Linked DNA regions of Mus musculus: region 2 is linked to region 1. A link is a contact called in ENCODE Hi-C or POLR2A ChIA-PET data. All regions are on one chromosome and are shown on one strand. Each heading gives the region's core, a stretch centred on a gene start or an enhancer-like site at or near the end of the contact. The rest is flanking DNA. Distances are from core to core; before and after follow the strand shown. Region 1 holds the start of Vgf (VGF nerve growth factor inducible). Region 2 holds the start of Srrt (serrate RNA effector molecule homolog (Arabidopsis)).

What was found. A loop is a pair of places that touch in the nucleus more often than their neighbours do. ChIA-PET counts read pairs that join two places held with the same protein, here RNA polymerase II (POLR2A).
Region 2: a loop to region 1 is called in a map of left cerebral cortex, with 2.2 times the contacts of the local background. The contact joins the promoter of Srrt here to the promoter of Vgf in region 1. A Hi-C loop is called at or near these places in 4 of 37 maps with a recorded cell type or tissue (left cerebral cortex and regulatory T cell). POLR2A ChIA-PET finds 5 or more read pairs at or near these places in 2 of 5 experiments (Patski and embryonic stem cell).

Annotation. Positions count from the first base shown.
Region 1 is chr5:137,028,560-137,033,672 of GRCm38, reverse strand. Vgf (VGF nerve growth factor inducible) reads right to left here and starts at 3,378. Exons shown (of 2, transcript NM_001039385.1): 1 at 3,212-3,378; 2 at 322-2,707. The coding sequence starts at 2,687. The coding sequence ends at 834.
Region 2 is chr5:137,305,481-137,310,681 of GRCm38, reverse strand. Srrt (serrate RNA effector molecule homolog (Arabidopsis)) reads left to right here and starts at 3,008. Exons shown (of 20, transcript NM_031405.2): 1 at 3,008-3,258; 2 at 3,497-3,636. The coding sequence starts at 3,515. It overlaps Trip6 (thyroid hormone receptor interactor 6), which reads left to right. Exons shown (of 9, transcript NM_011639.3): 7 at 1-29; 8 at 277-397; 9 at 508-783. The coding sequence ends at 639. It also overlaps the pseudogene Gm43013.

The sequences.
Region 1 (5,113 bases), core at 2,129-4,628:
CAAGGTGGGCATGTGGAAGTCAGAAAGAGAACTTGCAGTAGTCCGTCCTCTCCTGTCATGTGGAAGGAACCCAGGTATTACACTCATGTCTTGCTTGGCACCGTGTGCCTTTACCCACCGGACCATCTCACTAGCCCCAAAGTTGTGTCTTACGAGGCATTACTAGGACATTCCATTTCCAGGTTCACCTTCACGCCTTTCTCCCACCCAGTCTGGCTTTAGTCAGAGAGTAGGGAGCCTGTGCTGACTGGCGCTTCCCTCACCGCCCCTTGGAGAGGACCAGGCAGGCCCAAGGGGACGGGTGAATAACGGAAAACAAAGTCCTAATAAAATAGTCACTTTTATTTCTTAGCAAAACTATTTCCTCCGTGAGGGGTATTTACAACAGAGAAGGAGAAGTGGGTAAGTTCACAGCAATTTGGAGAAGAGGGGAGGCTCCGGGGGCCCCAAGGCTGGGAGACAGACACTTCACACGATTAAATAGAACAGCCTTTCCCGTCTGGGACTGGGAAGTCGCTAGAGAAACTAGATGGGGACGAGGCCCCTGGAGGAAGTGGGGATATAAGGGGACTCGCACAAACCACACACCCGCCTGGGCTGGCCCCGGGATTGCCTGCGAGTTTTGTGTGTTCTAGACTGCAGACCCCAGGGAAGTCTGACAGGTCCGGTGCCGACAGAACCCGAGGCGGGGCCTTGTGGGGCGGGGCCGGGCGGCAGCCGAGGGGCGGAGCCAGGGCGCATGCAAACACTGAGAGGGAGGAGGAGCGACACGGAGGGGGGCGTGGTGGCGCGCGCAGCTGGGAGCGAGCGCGCGGAGGCGGGGCCGGGGCGGGTCACGGGCGGTGCAGCAGCACGTGCTCAATGTAATTCTCCAGCTCCTCCTGCTCCTGCAGCCGGCGCTCCTCCGCGTCCGCTTCCTCCTGCGCGCGCCTGGCCTGGGCCTCCAGATCCGGATGGTGGCGCGCAGGTGGCAACGCGTGATGGAAGTGACGGCGGCGGGAGGATGCGGGCGGCTGCAGTGTCCGCGGCCGAATGTAGTTTGGGAAGGGGTGATAGGGCCCCGGGGGAAACACCTCATCCTCCTCCCGATCCCAGGGTGGGAGCACTTCGTTCCAGTCCGGCAACTCATCCCGGGCTGGGGCGGGAGGTGGGGGCTGCGGAGAGCGGACATGGGTCGGGGCTGGGGCAGCCCTGGGAGGCGGCACCGGCTCGGGAGGGGCGTTCTTCTTCCGCTTCCGTTTCTCCTCCACCTCTTCGATGATGCTGACCACATCGTCTGCTGGCAGGTGGAGTTTGGTGGACAGTTCAATGAGACTATCGATCGTCTGCGGATCCATCTCCTCGTCGTCGTCATCCTCCTCCCCGCCCTCCTCTGCCCCCTCAGCATCCTTCCGCCGATGGCCTGGCGCCTCCTCCTGGGAGCGTTTGTCCTCGGCTCCGGCTTCCCCGTCCTCCTCCTCGGCGAACAGGAGTGCGTTCTGCCGCGCCCTCTCCGCCTCCTCTGCCTCCGCCTCCGCCTCCGCCGCCTCCTCATCCTCTTCCCCCACATCGTCCTCCCCACCACCTCGCCTCTCCTGCTCTGCCTCCTCCTCCCTCTCGTTCTCCCGCTCTTGCTGCGTCTCCTGCAGCTCGCGACCCCCGAGATCGCGCTGCCGGGCTCCGCCCTGCAACAGATACTGGAGCAGCAGGTCGGAGGCGAGATCGGCCAGCCGCTCTTCTTGCGCCGCGGCCTGCCGGGTGGCCTCCGCCTGTCTCCTCCCTGCCTCTACCTGAGCTAATCCTTGCTGAAGCAGGCGCTCTCCTGCCTCGGAGCCGCCCAGGAATGAGCCCTCGAGCCGGCGCACCTTAGGGAAGGGGCCACCTAGACTTTGATACGCCTTGGATAAGGGTGTCAAAGTCTCACCTAAATGTGTTTTAGGGGAGGACACTCCTTCCCCGAACTGATGAGTTTCGGGAAGGGGAGCGCTTTCGGACATTCGAGCCTGGAATTGGGAAGGGACCGGGGGCGGAAGAGGAGCGCGCTCCGGAACGCGCGCCTGGAACTCTCCCCAGGAAGCGCGCCACACGCGCTCTGGCCCGGGGCTCTCCAGATTGACTCGGGTCAGCGTGTGCGTGCGGGTTTCAGTCTCTGCTGCCGCCGTCTCTTGTTGGCGCTTAGCATTGCTCGGACTGAAATCTCGAAGTTCTTGGAGCAAGGATGCTAGCGCCTCCAGCTCTTCTGAGCGGTCGTCCTCCTCGGGATCGCGGTCCTGAGTCTGAGGGCGAGGGGGGGCCACAGCGGGCGCTTGGATTTCTGGTGCCGGGAGGCTATGGGTCTGACTGCGCACGGACTCGGTCAGCAGAGCTTCTGCTGCTTCTTCGGGTGTTCCCTGCTGGGAACCTCCCGGGACCGACGGGGGCGAGGCCGGACGGTCCAGTGCCTGCAACAGTACCGAGGCCAGCGCCCGGGGATCCACGCCCTGGAAGAGCTCTCCCTGGTCCTGAGGCTCGGGATTCCGAGCAGCTCGGACCTCTGGTACGCCGTCATCCTTTGGCCGGGACACTGCGTCCTCAGCTACCTGCCCATTATGCTCAGAGCTGAGGGGAGGAGGAAAAACATCGGGGCGCCCGGGGGGCGCTGCTCCCAACCCCTGGATCAGTAGAAGGAAGCAGAAGAGGACGGATGCCGGCAACGTGAAGGTTTTCATGACCAACGGGCTGCCAGAGACTGAAAAATAGAAGAAATCAAAGAAATAGAGGATTTCTATAAGAACTCCCCGCTTTCTATTTCTGCTTTCCCTCCCCCCACCTTTAAGCAGGAAATCCGGGGTTTCCCTCATTTCTCTAACCTTACCCGAAAAGAAACGTTTAGCAGAGAACAAGAAAGATGTGGCGATCTCTGGGGTCGTGCAAATGGGCAGAGAACGCCCGCAATCCTCCTTCTGGGTACCCAGTACCTCCTGTCGCCCCCTTCCCTAAGTCATCTCTCAGCCAGCGCCCGCGTACTAAGCAGCAATGATAAGCGGGAGGGGGGATCTGTTCCCTCCCCACAGGACTCCCCGGATGGTGCGTGGGTGACTTCATCAGCGACAAAAAAGCAGAGACTCCCCTTTTACCAAAGACCCTTCCCGGGGGCACACCGCTATGCTCTCAATACCCCATATGGAAAGAAAATCCTCCCTTCACGCCCACGAGTGAAGAGGGTTGGAGGGATGGACAGCGGAGTATTTACCAGCCGGTGTCACGACGGCGGGAGGTGGAGAGGAGGGTCGGGGCAGGGGGAAAGTCGGGACCGGTCCGCCTTGGCTCTGTTCCGTGGCTGGAGTATGAGCGATGGTCGAGGGCTGGCGTCCTAGAAGCTGGGCTCAGCTGGGTCAGCAACAGCGCTCTCGCTCCGGCTTCAGCACGCTGGACAGCGCCCGCGCCGCCTCTGCCTTATAAAGGGGAGCGCGCGGGGTCACGTGGGATAGCCCCGCCCCATTGACGTCAATGTTCATTCATGGGGAAGCGGGCGGGTGTCTGGTGGACGGTGAAAGTCCAATGATTGGAGGATAAGCGTCGCTCCCGGCCTGCACCTGCGCAGTAGGGCCCTCGGCTAGAGGGGCGTGCGCTAGCCGAGCTCCGGGAAATGAATGAATGAATGAATGAATGAAATGTCGAGGCGGGCGGGGCAGGGGGCTATGAATGAATGAAGGAGGGACGAGGAGAAAAGGATGAATGAATGAATGTAAAAATGAATGGAAGGGTGGGTACAGAGGAACCAGAAGGCGGGAGGGTGGGTTACAAAGCACTTGCGGCGCGGAGCCTGCGTTGCTGAGCAGAATAGGAAGAGGGCACCGCCAGCATCTAATTGGGCGCCAGTAAAAGATCAGTACTGGATGGGGGGACGGTAAGGGTTTGAAAGGGGAAGGGGCCTGGCTCCCTACTCCGCCACAGTATGGTCTATAGGGAGCACGCCCAAGGACAACTTGAACCTGAGAGGAGGGGGTGGATTTGCGGTGCGGGATGCCCGCCCAGGGTCAGCGCAGATGGGTGGATCTTGCGGTTTGGGTAATCACCTTGGAAAGGGTCCTAGTCGAGAGAGAAAAGGGAAAGATTGACGATGTGTGTGCCTTTGGGTCGTGTCTGTTCAAACCAGTTCGTGTCTGAAGGGGTTGGGGAAAAAAAGGTGTGTCTGTCCTTCTGGCCAGCGGGCTCTGCTGTGGCTGTTAGGGGGTTCCTGTTGTGCCCCCTTTTAATCCAACTCTCCCACACCCTTCAGCCTGTCTCCCTCTCCCCCACAGCCCCCACCCAAGGACATTTGGAGGGCGAGAGCAGACCAGGTGGGGAGGGGGTTGAGCAGGTGGAGAGGGTGACTCAACTCCATTTCTCTCTACCGCTTAAAGGGGAGGTCTGAACGCGACCGGGGGGGGGGGGTGAATTGCAACGTCAGAGATGGACCCTCTCAGCCATCAGACCCTTCGACCGTATCTCCTGCCCAGAGGGGTTGGGGCTGGGGGCTTGGACAGTTAGAGGTTCCGGGAGTGGGGGGCGATGACGCAGAGATTGCGCAGAAAATCTATCAGCCAGCCGGGTCCAGTGAAGGGAGACCAGACGTGGGCGGGGGTGGGATGGGAGGACGGAAATGGGGAGGGGGTAGAGGAGAGGGAAAGGTGGCCCCGGGAGCTGCTACTGCAGGAATGAAGGGGAGGGAGGAAGGCTGGAGGGGGCTGCGGTGCAGGCGGAGAGCAGTGCGGGGGCGTGGGCAGGGAAAGGGGGGGGACAATGACACACACCAGACACACAAGGACTGCGGACACAGGGGTGCTTATAGGCACACGCAAAGCCCCCCCGCACCCTGACACTTTGGAAACCAGAATGGGGAGGGCATCTGGAGGGTCTCAGAACCTCTTTCAGAGTCAGCCCCCTCATACCATCCTGTTACTGACCCTCATTTTAAGCCCCTAGCTCGTGCACGCGCGAGGGCGCGCGCGCGGGCACACACACACACACACACACACACACACACACACTCACGTGCTTTCTCTCTATAACCAGCAGTGGCTTCTCCCTTCCATCAGTGGCTTGACTTTCCCAGAAGAAACCCCATCAGCTCTGCAGAGAAAAGGTGGGGTGAGAGAGGAAAGAGAAGAGA
Region 2 (5,201 bases), core at 1,759-4,258, 280 kb before region 1:
CAGATCCACTGCATTGAAGATTTCCACAGGTCTTGCCTGGATTCAGCATGTCTTCACTGACCTATTTCTTCATGTCCCAGGGTCTGCCTCTTCTGTTTCCACCTTCTGGTGCTCTCTTTCTTTGACACCACTTTCTTCCCCAAGACCCAGACACATCTCTTATATCCTTCTCATCCCCACCCCTGCCCCTTCCACCTTCATTGGGCTTCATTTTGAGTCTCCTGATGGTGTGGGAGGGAGGGACCTGATAGCCTCTTTGGTTCCCCTCCACTGCAGGAAATTTGCCCCACGATGCTCAGTGTGTGGTGGGGCCATCATGCCGGAACCAGGTCAGGAGGAGACGGTGAGAATTGTTGCTCTGGATCGAAGTTTCCACATCGGCTGTTACAAGTGTGAGGTGAGGGGGGGTCCCTGGGCAGGAGCGAGAGCTTTGCAGAGCCCGGGAAGCTGGGGGAAAAGCACTGTGGGAAAGTCCCAGGCTAATGAAGGTTTTGTTCTTTCTCACAGGAGTGTGGGCTGCTGCTGTCCTCTGAGGGAGAGTGTCAAGGCTGCTACCCGCTGGATGGGCACATCTTGTGCAAGGCTTGCAGCGCCTGGCGTATCCAAGAGCTCTCAGCCACTGTCACCACTGATTGTTGACTGCTCTGAGAAGTACCTGCTGGGATCTCAGCCCCCGTCCGTCCGTCCGTCACTTCCCCCAACATCTACCCTTAGTGTTTGCCATCAAATGCTGTCTTTTCTTCCTCTCTTCATGAAATAATAATCCCTGGAGCATTTAAAAGCACTTCCAAGTCTGTTCTTTATTGGAGTCTCACAGGATGAGGCTGGTGAAAGCTTGAACTCCAGCACTCAGGAGGCGGAGGCAGAGTGTGAGTTTGAGCCCAGCCTAGTTTACATACTAAGTTCCAGGACAGTGAGGGGCTACATAATGAGATCCTGCATATCTTTTATTAACTCTCATCCTGTACTATTGTTGTTGTTACATAAATTAACCTGTTTACTGTAGGCTAGGGATGTCTCAGATGATTGGATTTCTGCTGGTCTTTCAAGTCCTTCAGACTTCTGATGCCAGATACAACAGCAGAAGTGGTGTCGCAGATCTGGGCTGCACCAGCCACCACAGTGCCAGATGCCAGTGGCCTGTTTTCTTCATCTTGGTCTTGCTCCAGAAGGAACAAATATACCTGGTGTGCTCATCGATTTCAATTTTCCATGCCATTCTCCAGAGGGAGGCATCATCTCGGATCCTATGTTTACTTACGATGCTGACCTGCTCGGTGCATTTAGCCACAGTGCCGTGACATAGGCCAAATGTCAAACAGAGGTAGTTCTCTAAAGGACAAACTGTAAAGTATCCCAGGCTACCCTTGGTTTGAAACATTGCTAGATAGCTGAGGCTGTTCTCGAACCCGGGATCCCTCTGCCCTCATTTCTGCAGTGCTGGGGCTGCAGGAATGTGACACTGCACATGGCTACTTTTCTTGTGGGGGATGGAGGGTGCTGGGGATGGGCCAGAGACTCATATATGCTAAGCACATGCCCACCTGCTGAACAGCACCTTCAGTCTCCCTCTCTCCTTTCTTAGCTTATTTCTTCCTAAACCCAGGTCCTGTCATACGGTAGGCAAGCATTCTATCATTGAGCTGTACGACTCTCATTGCTTCCCTCCTCTTCCTCCTCTACTTCTTTCTTGAGACGGGGCCTTCTTTCTCTGTGTAGCCCTGCCTGGCTGGCCTGGAACTCCCTTTGTAGACTAGGTTGGCCTCCAACTCAGAGATCTGCCTGCCTCTGCCACCAGAGTGCTGGGATTAGAGGTGAGCGCCACCATGCTCCCATCTTCTTGAATTACGTGTGTATGAGCTGGTTGCAAGACTTAAATCCCAGTACTCAGGAGGCAGAGACAGGAAGATCTCTCAGTCTGAGGCCAACCTAGTCTACAAGGGGAGTTCCAGGCCAGCCATGGGGTACACAGAAACCTTGTTTTGGAACAAAATGATGAGTATATGTATCTGTGTATCAGTGTGTGGGTGTGTGTGCATCTGAGTGCAGTGCCCTTGCAGACCAGAAGAGGTGTCAGTTCCCTAGGCACTGGAGTTAACAGTCTGTGAGCAGCCAGCCACATGGGAGCTGGGACTCCAACTCTGATTTTCTGCAAGACCAGGAAGTGCTCTTACACACTGGACCGGCCTCTTTGGAAAATGTTTTTGAGAAAGGGTTTTAGAAAATTGTCAAGGCTGGCTTTGAACTCATTTTGCAACCCCTGAATTTGATTCTGCTTTGACTTACTGAGTAACTCGGGTTACGCCTGTGCCAACGTAACTGTCTGCTAAGTTTTTAAAATGCCCCCTTGTAAATACACCTTATTAGATGCTGGGATTTTTCATTCTTTTCTGGGAGCAAGACAGTGGCATGCTCCCTTGTTTAGCTTAGTATTCTATTCATGGAAAAGGGCTTACTGTTATCTTAGGGATTTCAACTGGAAACTAGTGGATCCTGGTGGTTGTTTCCAGACTGCAATGTAAAGACTCCCATTAAAGAACTGGGCATTAAGATCGAGGTTTACACTTTTGCATGAGTATTAGGCTCCTCTGTCCAAGACAAGCAGGAAGAACGCATTTTATAAGTAGCACATACTGTATTTTTTTGCAGGAGAAAATGGTGGGAGGAGATGCCTCTAAAATGGTTGCTTCTATGAATTATTCCCTAGACATCCATCGTCCCCAAACCCCTCGATAGCAAATCCGCCCTTGAGGAGGTCAAGAGGTGCCCCAGCCCAGGGCTATTGCAAAGCAACCTTTGGATGCAAACTAGCTCCTACCCAGGATACCTTACGGGAGTGACACTTAACTTCTCCAGTGCCCTCCTTTTCAAGTAGGCACGAGCACGTTCAGAAGGCCTGGCTTGGCCCAGCTCAACTTCCGTAGCTCCGAGAAGCTGGGGCGATTTTGTCGCAAAACCACGCGAGACTTCCGCGTCTCCACCCTCTTCCCGTCATTCTTTTAATCTCGGAGTTTTAGTTTGGTCCGGGGGTCTTGTTTTGTAGTTGGAGGCCGAGCTCCGGGAGTGACGTAGGACGCGCGCGCGCCTCCTTGCCCCCCCCCCCCCCCCGCGGTCCCGCTCTTCTCTTCCCCTTCGTCTCCGGGCTGAGAATCCCAGCGTCTCCTTCCAACCCTCTTTGTGGTCCATTGTCGCTCGTTCCGGTCCGCCCGGAAAACAAGCCCGCCGGCGCGCGCTTCCAACGGCCCCGACCGCTGCCAGGTGGGGGAGGGGAAGGAAAGGCCCGGGCGGCGGGATTGCGAGGAGAGGACCGTGCCCGGGGGCTTCGGGGGTGGACGAGGGGGAATCCGTGGGGACAGTGAAACTGTCGGAGCGATCGCCCTGCCCGGGATGGCAGGCCGGCCTCGGCGGGAGGGAGGCGGGCGTGCTGTCCCCGGGGGATTGTCCCTCCTCTGGTCCTTGTTCATCATCACCGTGTCTACCCGCCGCCGGGCCCCAGGCCTCCTCTGACAGCACCATGGGTGACAGTGATGATGAATACGACCGAAGACGCAGGGACAAATTTCGAAGAGAGCGCAGCGATTATGACCGTTCCCGGGAAAGGGATGAAAGACGGCGAGGGGACGATTGGAATGACCGGTGAGACAGTATTAACGTCCATACCCCGCCCCGTACAACCCTTCCGCGCCACAATTTTTCTTTTCGTTTCCTTTTTTGTCTTTACCTTACAAAATCTTATTAGGATGCAGTTTACCGTTGAGCCATTTCTGTAGTTTCAGTCTATTCACCGTTGGCTCAGATTTTGAGCTTTTAACCAAAGTGACGGTCAGTATTAGTGCTGGACAGGAGCTCCGCACAGCTGGTTGGACTGCATCTTCCGTGCAGGCTACATAGGGAGACACAATCTCAAATCCAAATATTAAGAAAGCACAAACTGACCAAAGTGAGATTGGCCCGAAACTCTTTAGGTAGCTCAAGATGACATTAAACTTCTGAATTAAGGAAGTATTCTACCACATCCTGTTTAAGAGTTTTTTGAAAGGATTTTTAAAACAGGTAATTGAGATAAGAAATGTGCAAGTGCATTTCTTCTTTTATATAATAAAACGTTCATGGGGGTTTGCTTACATTATGTCTATGCACCTCATTCGTTCCTGGTGCCCGAGGAGGCCAACAGAAGGCTTTAGATCCTCTGGGAAATGGGCAGGAAAGATGGTTGTGAATTGCTTTGTGGGTGCTGGGACTCAAAGCCTAGTCCTCCGCAAGAGGAGCCAACCAAGAGTGGTTAAAAGGAGTGCATTTAACTACTGAGCCAGCTCTCTACCTCTCTTCCTTTTTAAATCCAGAGGTGAAGTAAAAACAACAAAAACAAAGCCAGTTTAGTGAGTTAAGCGCCATAGCTCAACTTGAAAACAGATTTCTTTATTTTTAAAGATTTATTTGTTTGAGTGCTCAATTTGCATGTACATCTGCATGACAGAATAGGGCATCTGGTCCCTGTAGTTGTTGCTGGGATTTGAACTCATGACCTGGATAAGCAGCCAGTGCTCTTAACTGCTGAGTCATCTCTCAGTTTCTTTAGAGGGATTTGAAATGACTTTGAGATAGAATTTAAGAGGTTGAGACCAGCCAGGGCTACATGGTGAGACTCCCTTTCACGAAACAAGTATGAAATGAAGGGAAAGCCTGGAAAAGAGGAAGCCTAGTGTGGGTGTGATTGTGAGAGTGTGTGGATGGTATATGCAAATGAGTGTGATTTATGGGGCCTACAGCTAGAGGAACAAGCATCTGTGAGTGGCTTGCCACGTGTGCTAAGAGGAGCCGCACATGGGTCCCTTGTAGGATTAGCAAGAACCCTTAACCACTGAGTCAGTTCTCCAGCACGTTATCAAAAATTAATTATTTAGCTTTTGGTATGTTTTTTGAGACAGAGTTTCTCTGTACAGCCTTGACTGTCCTGGAACTCACTCTGTAGACCAGACTGGCCTCGAACTCAAGAGATCTACCTGCCTCTGCCTCTGCCTCTGCCTCCCGAGTGCTGGGGTTAAAGGTGTGCGGCACTGTGGTTTTTGTTTTTTTAATGTATAAGTGTTTTGCCTACGTGATTTCTGTGCACCACATTCATGCTGTGCCTGATAGCTGTAGGAAGCCAGAACAGTGTTGTATCCTTAGAGCTGGAACTGACAGAAGGATGTGAGCTGCTG